Linked DNA regions of Homo sapiens: region 2 is linked to region 1. Evidence: read pairs that join two places in POLR2A ChIA-PET (ENCODE). Cell type or tissue: OCI-LY7. All regions are shown on one strand. Links, peaks and the distances in the headings refer to the core of each region. The heading gives the core; the rest is flanking DNA.

Evidence for each region. Peaks named below come from ENCODE experiments on the same cell type or tissue, not always from the same donor. Only the 100,000 strongest peaks of a DNase experiment are listed, where the experiment ranks them.
Region 2: POLR2A ChIA-PET joins it to region 1 with 15 read pairs; 4 of 35 experiments call an interaction of 5 or more read pairs at or near these places.

What each region holds. Positions count from the first base shown.
Region 1 is chr1:25,824,681-25,831,810 of GRCh38, forward strand. It overlaps MTFR1L (mitochondrial fission regulator 1 like), which reads left to right. Exons shown (of 7, transcript NM_001099625.2): 4 at 1,622-1,731; 5 at 1,935-2,146; 6 at 4,829-5,150. Among named protein-coding and RNA genes, the nearest start is that of MTFR1L, 8.3 kb to the left of the region's middle. In OCI-LY7, for the core only: no CTCF peak of the experiment used is centred there; no DNase peak of the experiment used is centred there.
Region 2 is chr1:26,300,657-26,304,656 of GRCh38, forward strand. It overlaps UBXN11 (UBX domain protein 11), which reads right to left. Exons shown (of 15, transcript NM_001389556.1): 2 at 2,157-2,262; 3 at 1,038-1,066; 4 at 270-368. The coding sequence starts at 2,227. Among named protein-coding and RNA genes, the nearest start is that of UBXN11, 4.0 kb to the right of the region's middle. RefSeq lists an enhancer at 1,888-3,087. In OCI-LY7, for the core only: no CTCF peak of the experiment used is centred there; no DNase peak of the experiment used is centred there; H3K27ac peaks cover 1,154 bases.

The DNA of each region.
Region 1 (7,130 bases), core at 41-4,040:
GGAAAAGCTGTCCCAGTATTCAGATTGCCAGCTATCCAGAATTGTCTAAAGATCCTGGGCAGGAACTGGTCCTAACTTGCCTCAGAAGCATCAGAAAAAAAAAAGGGAGACAGCTAGGGAGTGTGGCTCACTGCATAGAGGCCGTCCCCACACTTGGCTATACCCTCTTCAGTTCTTTGGCCAGATGCTGGGCAGAGACAATCAAGGGCACAGGCTCTCACAGAGCAGGAATGTATGTGAGCAGTATTGGTAATACTAGATAACATTTACTGAGCACATACTATGTGTCAGGCACTGTGCTGTACTTTATATTTGTTTACTCATTTAATTGCCAAGAGCAAAGGAGCATTCAGGGCTAATCAGGAAAACAAATGGAGGCTTCCCCCAAATGCCCTATTTTAGCACTAGTTCCTGGGTCACTGGAAGTTCTTCTCTGTGTGACCTTGGAGTATCACTTAACTCCTGTGAGTCCCAGGTTTCCTATCTAAATGCAGGAGCGATCAATCCTGGATCCATCTACCATACCAAATAATTTGTAGCAGAAACAGTTGAATCTTACTTGTGTGTAAATATGCATTTATTATTATTATTAAATTACCTTAAATATTATTTAAGGGACTCTTACCAATTTATTTTGAAAATTTAAGCATATGAAAATATTAAAATTATGAAAAGTAAAAGGAAAATAAATTACCTATAATTACATAGTAATAATACAATAACTATTAATGTCTTAGTGTAGTCCTCTTTTTCTAGATGGATGTTTTTTACTTTGTTGTAATCACAGTCAACATGACTGAATCCTAATTTTTCACTTTACTCAACATCTCTAGGTTGAGGAGCTATTTTAAGAAATCCTATTATGGTTCCTTTTGTATAATCATTTATTTTTATTTAAATCTAAATATATTCAAATTTTCAGGTTTGTTTAAAACAGCATTGCTGTAACAATGTAGATCTCAATTAGCTATACAGGATTATAAAAAGCTAGTCAGGAAAAATTTCCTATTGCTGTAACAGGTTGTGGATGACCTTGTACTTGTATTTTCACCAGAGGGCACAGTGGTTTTAGACAGTTGCCATCTCTACTAAAAGGTGACTCAGGCCTTTTCCACTGAAGACACAGAACTGTTTGTAATCCCATAGACTCTCATGTGTCTTGCCTGTTTTTGTTTTTGAATGTGGCTCTGTTGTCCACGCTAGAGTACAGTGGTGCAATCTCAGCTCACTGCAACCTCTGCCTCCCAGGTTCAAGCCATCTTCCCACCTCAGTCTCCTGAATAGCTGGGACTACAGGCGTATACCACCATACCCAGATAATTTTTGTATTTTTTGGTAGAGGCAGGGTTTTGCCATGTTGCCCAGGCTGATCTCAAACTCTTGGTCTCAAGCATTCTGCCTGCCTCGGCCTCCCAAATGCTGGGATTACAGGTGTGAGCCACCATGCCTGACTGTCATCTGGCCTCTGTTCAATGTTTTCGACCAGGAACCTTCTTCTGCCCCCTCTAGGAAGCCTTCCTGACACCCAGTGCCGGATTAGGTACCCCTCCTGTGTATTCTGCAGTTTCTGATTGGCTCATCATGGCATCTGTAAATGTTGATGACTTTTGCTTCTCCATAGACCCTGCCCAACATCTCTGACCTGTGTTTGAGAGATGTGCCCCCAGTCCCTACCCTGGCTGACATCGCCTGGATTGCTGCGGATGAAGAGGAGACATATGCCCGGGTCAGGTAGTTGAGGCAGTAGCTGGTCTGCTAAGGAATGGAGAACTTCCCAGAAGAGGTGGCAGGCAGCAAGGAGAGAGGAATGAGAACTGTGGGCTCAGAGAGGAGCAGAACCTTACTATACTACTCTCACAGAAGTGGGGGAAGGAACCTTAGGAGCACAGTGGCCTGCTGTCTCTAACTGATCTACTTGGTTTTCCCTGGTCCAGGAGTGATACGCGCCCCCTGAGGCACACCTGGAAACCCAGCCCTCTGATTGTCATGCAGCGCAATGCCTCTGTTCCCAACCTGCGTGGGTCCGAGGAGAGGCTTCTGGCCCTGAAGAAGCCAGCTCTGCCAGCCCTAAGCCGCACTACTGAGCTGCAGGACGAGCTGAGCCACTTGCGCAGCCAGATTGCAAAGATAGTGGCAGCTGATGCAGGTAGGAGCCCCTGTGCCAGGGCCAGAACGTAACAGGCTGTTCCTTTCCCCTGGCTCTTGGGCAGGATAGGGGTAAAGAAAGTGGTAATCCTTGGTTTGCAGGTACTTAGGTTCCGGGCCCTGGGGTTGTCCTGAAGCCTGGCTAGCCAGTAGTGCCTCTTAGATGGTTTCTACCAGCCATTTTGGGCTGAATGGTTTGGTTAAGAACAAAATATTAACCTGTGACCCCAGGCAGAGTCCCTCCCTTAGCCCCCAAACTGATACCCTCTTCTAAGTGTCTTTAAGATCACATCTTACATAAGCCCACAGTAGCTTTTTTTTTTTCTCCTCTGAGTGAGTCTTGCTCTGTCGCCCAGGCTGGAAGTGCAGTGGCACGATCTTAGTTCACTGCACTCTGCCTCCCAGGTGCAAGCGATTCTCCTGCCTCAGCCTCCTGAGTAGCTGGGACTACAGGGGTGTGCCACCAGGCCTGGCTAATTTTTATATTTTTAGTAGAGACAGAGTTCCACCATGTTGGCCAGGCTGGTCTTGTATTCCTGACCTCAGATGACCCACCCACCTCAGCCTCTCAAAGTGCTGGGATTATAGGTGTGAGCCACCGAGCCCAGCCAGTTTTCCTTTTTTTGGAGACAGGGTCCTGGTTCTTGCTCTGTTGCCCAGGCTGGAGTGCAGTGGCGCAATCTTGGCTCACTGCAACCTCTGCCTCCCAGGCTCAAGCGATTCTCGTGCCTCAGCCTCCTGAGTAGCTGGAATTACGGGTGTGCACCACCACACCTGGCTAATTTTTTTATTTTTAGTAGAGACGGGGTTTTGCCACATTAATCAGGCTGGTCTCAAACTCCTGGCCTCAAGCAATCCACCCAGCTCGGCCTTCCAAAGTGCTAAGATTATAGGCATGAGCCACTGTGCCCGCGGTTGAAACAAGAGTCTCATTCTGTCACCCAGGTTGGAGTGCGGTGGCACGATCTTGGCTCACTGCAACCTCCACCTCCTGGGTTCAAGCAGTTCTCGTGCCTCTGCCTCCCGAGTAGCTGGGATTATAGGCGCATGCCACCATGCCCAGCTAATTTTTTGTATTTTTAGTAGAGATAGGGTTTCGCCATTGCCCAGGCTGGTCTCAAACTCCTGAGCTCAAGCAATCCACTTGCCTCAGCCTCCCAAAATGCTAGGATTACAACCATGAGCCACCGCGCCCTGCTTTCCTTTTCAATACAAGAAGTAAACATTCCCCCCACCACCACTGAGACTTACCCTTTTTAAGCACCTATCTTCCCTTGCCTTGTTGTTTCTACCAGGAATCACAAGTGGCTTTACCACTTCAGTTCTTATACTGCTAGTGACATTGTCCCCATGCCCCACCCTTCAAAGTGGGGAGTTTCATGACATTATGTTATGTTTTCTTATCTCAAATTGGTGGACTTTTTTGGTGGAAGGAGAATTTCATAAAGTTGGAGATCTTGGCCTTAAAATACAGTGGTCGGGCACTGTGGCTTACGCCTGTAATCCCAACACTTTGGAAGGCTGAGGTGGGTGGATCACCTGAGGTCAGGAGTTCGAGACCAGCCTGGCCAACATGGTGAAACCCTGTCTCTATAAAAAATACAAAAATTAGCTGGGCATCGCAGCATGTGCCTTGAACCTGGAAGGTGGAGGTGGAGGCAGAGGTGGAGGTTGCAATGAGCTGAAGTTGCACCACTGCACTCCAGCATGGGCGACAGAGTGAGACTCCGTCTCAAAAAAAGAAAAAAAAAAAACAGTGGTCTATTATGCAAACAAGCCCTGTAACCCACCCCTCCAGCTTTCTGTCTACAGTTAAGGCAGAACCACTGGAAATGGATGGGAAGCCTGCCTTAACCAGAGGCATGGACAGCCAACAGGTGGATCGCTCCCAAGATGCTCAGGGCTTATCTTCATATTCCTCCCATCCTCATTTTTTCACTCTGCATTGACTCAGAGTCATAGCTCTGAAATTTATCATTTGGTAGGACACATGAAAATCATGGTGTTCTTTGAAATCTTCATGTATTTAATTTCTTCACATGGAAGTTTTATGAAGAATTGTACTGAAACTTTGTTATTTCTTGGCTACTTTTTTGTCATCCAAGAGACAAGCAGAAGTAACATCTTTTTTAGAAACATAGTTTTTAGTGTATTTAGTGTTTTTAAAGTATTTTTAGAAATGTAAAAACTGAGGAAATTCTCTCCACTGAAATTTGGGGAGGTTGGGAGGTCTGTTACCATTCTGGTTTTGCTCAGAACATGTCTTCTAGTTCACAGATAGCAAGATTTCAAAGGAGCATAGTCAAAAGCACTAGTCTAGTTAGAGAAAAGGACAAATTCAGGCCTTAGCTCTTATCTCTGCTGCTTTGGCCTATGACAGGGCTGTCACTCCACAGCCTATTGTGGAATGGGAGCTTTTAAATGCCAAGGCCATTATGGGGCTGGGTTTTCCTGCCTTCCTGGAACACTGGAAAAGCCCAGTGCTTCTACAGCTTTCTGAGCCCCCGAGTGAGAAGCATAGTGGAATGACCCTCCACTGGCTACAGATACCATCCTGGCTCTCCCAGATTGTCATGGTGTCAGCCCAGGAAATGAATGTTCAGTAGGCAGGGCTGTGGGGAGAAGATATTGCTACTGTGTTCTAGCCCCAATGTCCACCCATGCCTATTGTTTTCTCTTTCAGCTTCGGCTTCATTAACGCCAGATTTCTTATCTCCAGGAAGTTCAAATGTCTCTTCTCCCTTACCTTGTTTTGGATCCTCATTCCACTCTACAACTTCCTTTGTCATTAGTGACATCACCGAGGAGACAGAGGTGGAGGTCCCTGAGCTTCCATCAGTCCCCCTGCTTTGTTCTGCCAGCCCTGAATGTTGCAAACCAGAACACAAAGCTGCCTGCAGTTCGTCTGAAGAGGATGACTGCGTCTCTTTGTCCAAGGCCAGCAGCTTTGCAGACATGATGGGTATCCTGAAGGACTTTCACCGAATGAAACAGAGTCAAGATCTGTAAGTATCTGATGAGGAGCTCTGGTATCTATTTACTCAGAGTTGCCCATGGCCAATTATGTAATGCAACATACTTACATAGTAAGTTCTTAGTAGTACCATATGTTATGTCATTCATAAAGCTTGCTGACTACCTGCTTGCCAGTGCCTGGGGCCCCAGTTTGAGGAAAGAGCAACACTACATTTATTGGGTTTGGTCACCCCAACCAAATATGAGGCTAGTAGGGATTTTACAAGAAGGCTCATCTAATCCAACTTCTGTCCTCAGGTGGCTTTACCACTTCAGTCCTCATACTGCTAGTGACAGTGTCTTCATGGCCCACCCTTCAAAGTGAGGGGTTGCATGACATTATGTTTTGTTATGTTTTCTTATCTCAAATTGGTAGACTTTTTTGGTGGGAGGAGAATTTCATAAAGTTGGAGATTTCTGCTTTAAAATACAGTGGTCCATTGTGCAAACAAACCCTGCACATTCAGTGATTTGAGAATAAGGCTTTTGAGACTCACCAGTAGTTCCGAAACCTAGCTGCCCATCAGAATTGCTCAGATTTGTTAAAAATACACCTTTAACTTACTAAAGTAGAACCCCAAGGAGTGGAGCTCTAGGTTTTTCCGATGGAGTATGAGGGTCTTTGGGGAATACCTACCTTGAAAAACTTCATCTGGCAAAGAAGCCTCAGGGAGTCACCCCATTGCATAGTGTTTCTCCAGTTGTGGGTTGCGGTTTCAACAGCTGCACAGGACTCACCAGAGGAGCTTGGTTTGAATGCAGGTTCCTGGGCATTTGAGAGCCAGACCTTGATGGCCAGCACCCAGCTTGTGCAGCTCTGTTTGTTAATGCAGATGAAAAACTGTTTTGGGGACAGGGAAGCGAGGTCCTCTCCTGAGTTGATAAAGTTCTTGTTAAAGGGAAAGTTACTTGCCCTGGATCCCTTTTTGTCTCCTGGGATCCATTTCCCTCTGAAAAGTAGACCAGGCTAAGTGACTCCCTCATTGCTTCCTGGCAGTTGACCCATTTAGGGAAGTCACTCTTAACCTTCCTTCACTGGCCCTAGTCAGGTTGGTCATACTCACCCATATCTCTTTGGTCTTCCACATTCCCAAATTCAGTTGCTGCTGTTTTTGGTCTTCTCTGAGCTGTCTTCTTCTGAACAAAATGTTTTATAGGTTGACTCTCAAACTTTCTCTTACTTGCCTTTTGGACCAAATTAGATTCAAGACCCTTATTGCTAGCCCCCTCCTCCCACTTGTGTCCTCAGATCAGAAGGAGCTGGGTCAGTGAATAAGAATGGGAAAGTACCCCAGTCAGCAAAGGTTCAGATATGTCACCAACCAAACGCAGTCCCTCTTGTTTTTGCTTTGAAGGTTGAATAGTCAGTCTTGGCTCTTATATTTAGCTTAATCACCAGTAAAACACCTTCATGATGAATGTATATAAGTTCACTAGGATTTCAAGCAACTATTTTCCAGGTATCTAGGACCCTCTTATATGATGTATCAGATAACTTGGGCCTACTTCAGTCTGGAGTTGGTTTTGTTCCCATGAGTTTCTTATGTGAATGTTTTGCTCTAATTCTGGCTCTCATAAAAAATCATCTCCCCTGAAGGGGAGACCCGGTGGTAGGAAATCCCAAGCACACCTTTTCTCCAGAACTATCAAGGGTCAGAATAGCCAAGAGTCATCAGTCACTTCCCCTGCTGACCCTCTGGGGAAATGCTACTAAGAAAACAGGGCCAGAAGGCAGAAGCTTAGCCACCAGAGGCCAACTCTAACAGACTGATGGTCCTTTACTTTGCCCATACTTTATAGCTATTTCAGGAAATAGTAAAGCATTCTAGTTAATAGATGAGATCTGGAACCAGCTAGTTTGGTTCTGAACTCTGGATTCACCGCTTACTTGCTGAGTGACTAGTGACCTTGGGCAACTTGTATAACCTTTCTGTGCTTCAATTTCCTTATCTGTGAAAGGGAATTGTAAT
Region 2 (4,000 bases), core at 1-4,000, 480 kb after region 1:
ATCCTGAGCCCACTGATATCACACCTGGTAACTATAGCCACAGCCTGGCCTGGGGCTGGGGCTGGGGCTGGGCCTCGGCCTCCTGAGCTAAGGGTGGGGCTTGTGTGGCTTTATGCCAAGCCAGGTCCCTGCCACAATCAGCCAGGAGTGGAAGCAGCTGCCTCAGACCAAACAGGCGAGAGGAAGGGCCATGCCTCCCTAGGCCTTGCCCCGTCTCTGGGGCCCCCTCCTGCAGCCAGGACCCAGACCCTTCAGGCCTCTGCTCTCACCTTGCCGACTCACAGGGGCACCTATGCCGCCATAGCAGGAAGGGACTGAGATCTTTTCTTCTGAGCCACACCCATCACTCAACATGTCCACCTCATCTTCTGCAGACAGGGATGCCTAGGTCACCGCTCTGGGGCGGAGACCCAGAGGAAACTCAGGCCCTGGGCCCTCGCCAGTGTGACGCGGCCTATGCACTGTGCCCCAGGGAGTTTGAGGAGAGAGAATTCACAAGGCTGGGGAGCAAGGATCCAACCAGAATGGGGCTGTTTTGGAGTTCTTCCAGTCCTGCTCCCAGGGGGACTGGCATGGCCAATGCCAATGCCATGGTGGAGAGTTGGGGGGCAGGGATCCAAAGGCCTGAGCTACAAGAGTCAGGGTGGCAATGTGTGGACAGGCCTCCCGGGAGAAAGGCTGTCACACTGGAGGAGGCTGGAGGGGGAAGGGGGGCTGGGATCCAAACCCCTGGGCTGGGTAATCTCTTGGCCCTCACTTGGTTTCTAGGCACACACTGGCCAGTCCCACAGTGGGTCAAGGGGTTCAAATGTGAGTGGCAACATCTGTGCCAAGGGTATGGGGCCTCCTAATCTGAGAGCTTCCAGGAGGGAAGCCCAGCCCTCAGGGAGGACAGCATGGGAGCTGCACAGAACACGGTGGAGGCCGCTGCTCCAGCTGACAAGGGCCTTTCTCGTGTGATTTCTCTCCATCGGTCCAACTGTAGGAGGTGCAAGCACATGAGAGGCGAAGAGGGCACGAGGGCGGGGCACACTTACCATCTCCATAGATGCGGATTCCTCGCCTCCTGGGAACCCAGGCAGGAAGAAGGAAGAAATATAAGTTAGGGCCCCTGGAATGATACCAGGGATAAGGCTCTGGGCACCGGACTTCAGCCAAAGCTCAAAGAGATGGAAGCAGGGCCTCTAACTCCTGAGGACTTCCAGCCCCAAATCCCAGCCCCAGCCTGGGGTGAGACAAGGGACAGGCTTCGAGGTGTCTGACTTCACCCAGTGGAGAAGGATGGGGAAGGGGTGAAGAGCAGAGTCTTAGGTGGGAAGACTACAAGGCTTGCAAAGCCCATGAGCTCAGCCCCAGCTCTGCTCTGCAAAGGCTGTGAGGCCTGTTGCTTAACCTCTCTGAATCTTCTAGGCCTTAGAATGACTCAAAGTGGGGCCAGGCGCGGTGGCTGGTAATTCCAGCACTTTGGGAGGCCGAGGTGGGCAGATCACGAGGTCAGGAGATCGAGACCATCCTGGGTAACACAGTGAAACCCGTCTCTACTAAAAATACAAAAAATTAGCCAGGTGTTATAGCATGCGCCTGTAGTCCCAGCTACTGAGGCTGAGGCAGGAGAATCGCTTGAACTCAGGAGGCACAGGTTGCAGTGAGCCAAGATCGTGCCACTGCAATCCACAGCCTGGGCGACAGAGCGAGACTTGGTCTTTAAAAAAAAAAAAAAAAAAAAAAAAAAAAAGACTCAAAGTGGTATTCCAGAGAGCAAGAAGGAAGAGAGGTAAAAAATGTTTTGAAAACATGAAAGTGCTAGACAGATGTAAAAGATTCCCTTTACTGAACCCCACACAGGGCCTGGCCCAGGATAGGTCCGTAGACCATCTGTGTTTGCAGAATTAATCAATGAACAGTGAATGAACAGATGGGATGCCAAGCCACTCCTACAGGGCCCATACCTTACTAAAAGCACAACCCAGTTTATGCTCAGATCCAAAGTTGGGTGCCCCAGAAGAAGGTATAAAGAAAAAGACAGTGGTCAGGGAAGGCTATGTGGCCCTTCTTTGTATTCCCCAAGACACTAGGAGTCACTGTCCTCTGGCCATGGAAGGATAGAAGAGGATACAGAGGCGGGGACAGAAAGACCCCTGAGGCTGGCTCCTTACCCAGGATTCATAGGCTCCGAGGGCAGGGGCACTTTTCGGGTCTTGCTAAGGGAGGCCAAAGGTGAGCTCATAGTTCTACTTCTAGAATCCAGCTGTCAGGAACTCCCTAGAGGAATGCAGGAAGTCAGCCCCTGGGGACAGACTCAGGGCTCCAAGCCCAGGGGGTAGCCTGAAGTTTCCACTTCCCTGGCTACTCTTCCTAATGGGAAGCGCTGTCTAGGCAGCAGTACCTTTTGCCTCTTCCACTGTCTCCACAGAGGTTTCTGGAAGTTTCTGTTATCTGCCTGCTCCTCTGGGTATACGGCTTTCTGCTCTGAACTGAGAGACCTTTGGCCTGGTGGTGCTTGGGAAAGTACTGTGAGGGTGGGATGGGATGCAGAAATGAGTCAGAAGCCTGGAACTTTCCCAAACTTAGAGCCTGAAAATGCTACTACCCAGGAGGCTGTCCGTCCATCAGCCAGCTGGGTGACACAAAGCCCAAGTATCTCCTTCCCTCCCACCAGAAACCAGGTGCCACTCCCAACATCTCAGAGCCAGAGAGGCCAACCCACAGGCAGGATTCAATCAAGACACAGGCCGAGGTGGGTGGATCGCCTGAGGTCAGTGGTTCGAGATCAGCTGTCCGACATGGTGAAACCCTGTCTCTACTAAAAACACAAAAATTAGCTGGGCGTGGTGGCGTGCTCCTGTAGTCCCAGCTACTTGGGAGTCTGAGGCACGAGAATCGCTTGAACCCAGGAGGTGGGGAGGATGCAATGAGATGAGACTGCACCATTGCACTCCAACCAACCTGGGCAACAAGAGCGAAACTCCATCTCAAAAAAAAAAAAAAAAAAAAAGACACAGTCCATGTGACACCAAGGTTAAGATGCCAGGTTTTGCCACTCACTGGAGTAACCCACCCTCAGTTTCTTTTAGTATAAAATGGGGGTCGTAATAGTACTGGCACAGGCAGGGTTCTGAGCAGATTCAGAGATAACAGAGAAGGTCTAGCCCAGCGCCAAGCTCAAAGGAAGCACTGAAAAATGTGAGTTGGGGCTGCTGTTGTTTTTGCTGTTGCTGCCACATAGGAAGCACTCGTAAATGTTAGTTTCCTTTCCTTTCCTCTTCCTTCTGGAAAAAGGAGTGCACCTGAAGGACATAATCGAAGGCTACTACTCTATTCAGTAAATGACCTCAGGTGATCCGCCCCCCTCGACCTCCCAAAGTGCTGGGATTACAGGCATGAGCCACTGCACCCAGCCTGGACCAAATTTTTTAGGACAAATCCAAGAAGTTCCACTTTGAAGATGTCTGGTTCTGGCCTCAACCCTACTTCTGAAGTCAGTCAGCAAGGGAATCTATGCTGCCTGGAGGCAGCCTCCAATGCCTTCACTGCAGAGTTTGAGAATCATGCCCTGCCCCTTCCTTGGAAGGAGCCCTCCTCAAGGATCAGGCCCAGAGTTTCTTCACCCCCAGCATCCAGCCTCCCAAATCTGTCCCCACCCTGCCCCAGCCCCTGCCCTGTCTGGGCAGCCTCACGGGTTGTATGGCCAAGGCTCCCTTCATTAGTTCCCATGTGCTACCAGAGAGATCTTAAAACATAAAGCAGGCCGGGAGCGGTGGCTCATGCCTATAATCCCAGCACTTCTCACCCACAGAAAAAAATTCAAAATTCTGGCCAGGCACGGTGGCTTACACCTATAATCCCAACACTTTGGGAGGCCGAGGAGGGTGGATCACCTAAGGTCAGGAGTTCAAGACCAGCCTGACCAACGTGGCAAAACCCCATCTCTACTAAAAATACAAAAATTAGCCGGGCTTGGTGGCAGGCACCTGTAATCCCAGCTACTTGGGAGGCCGAG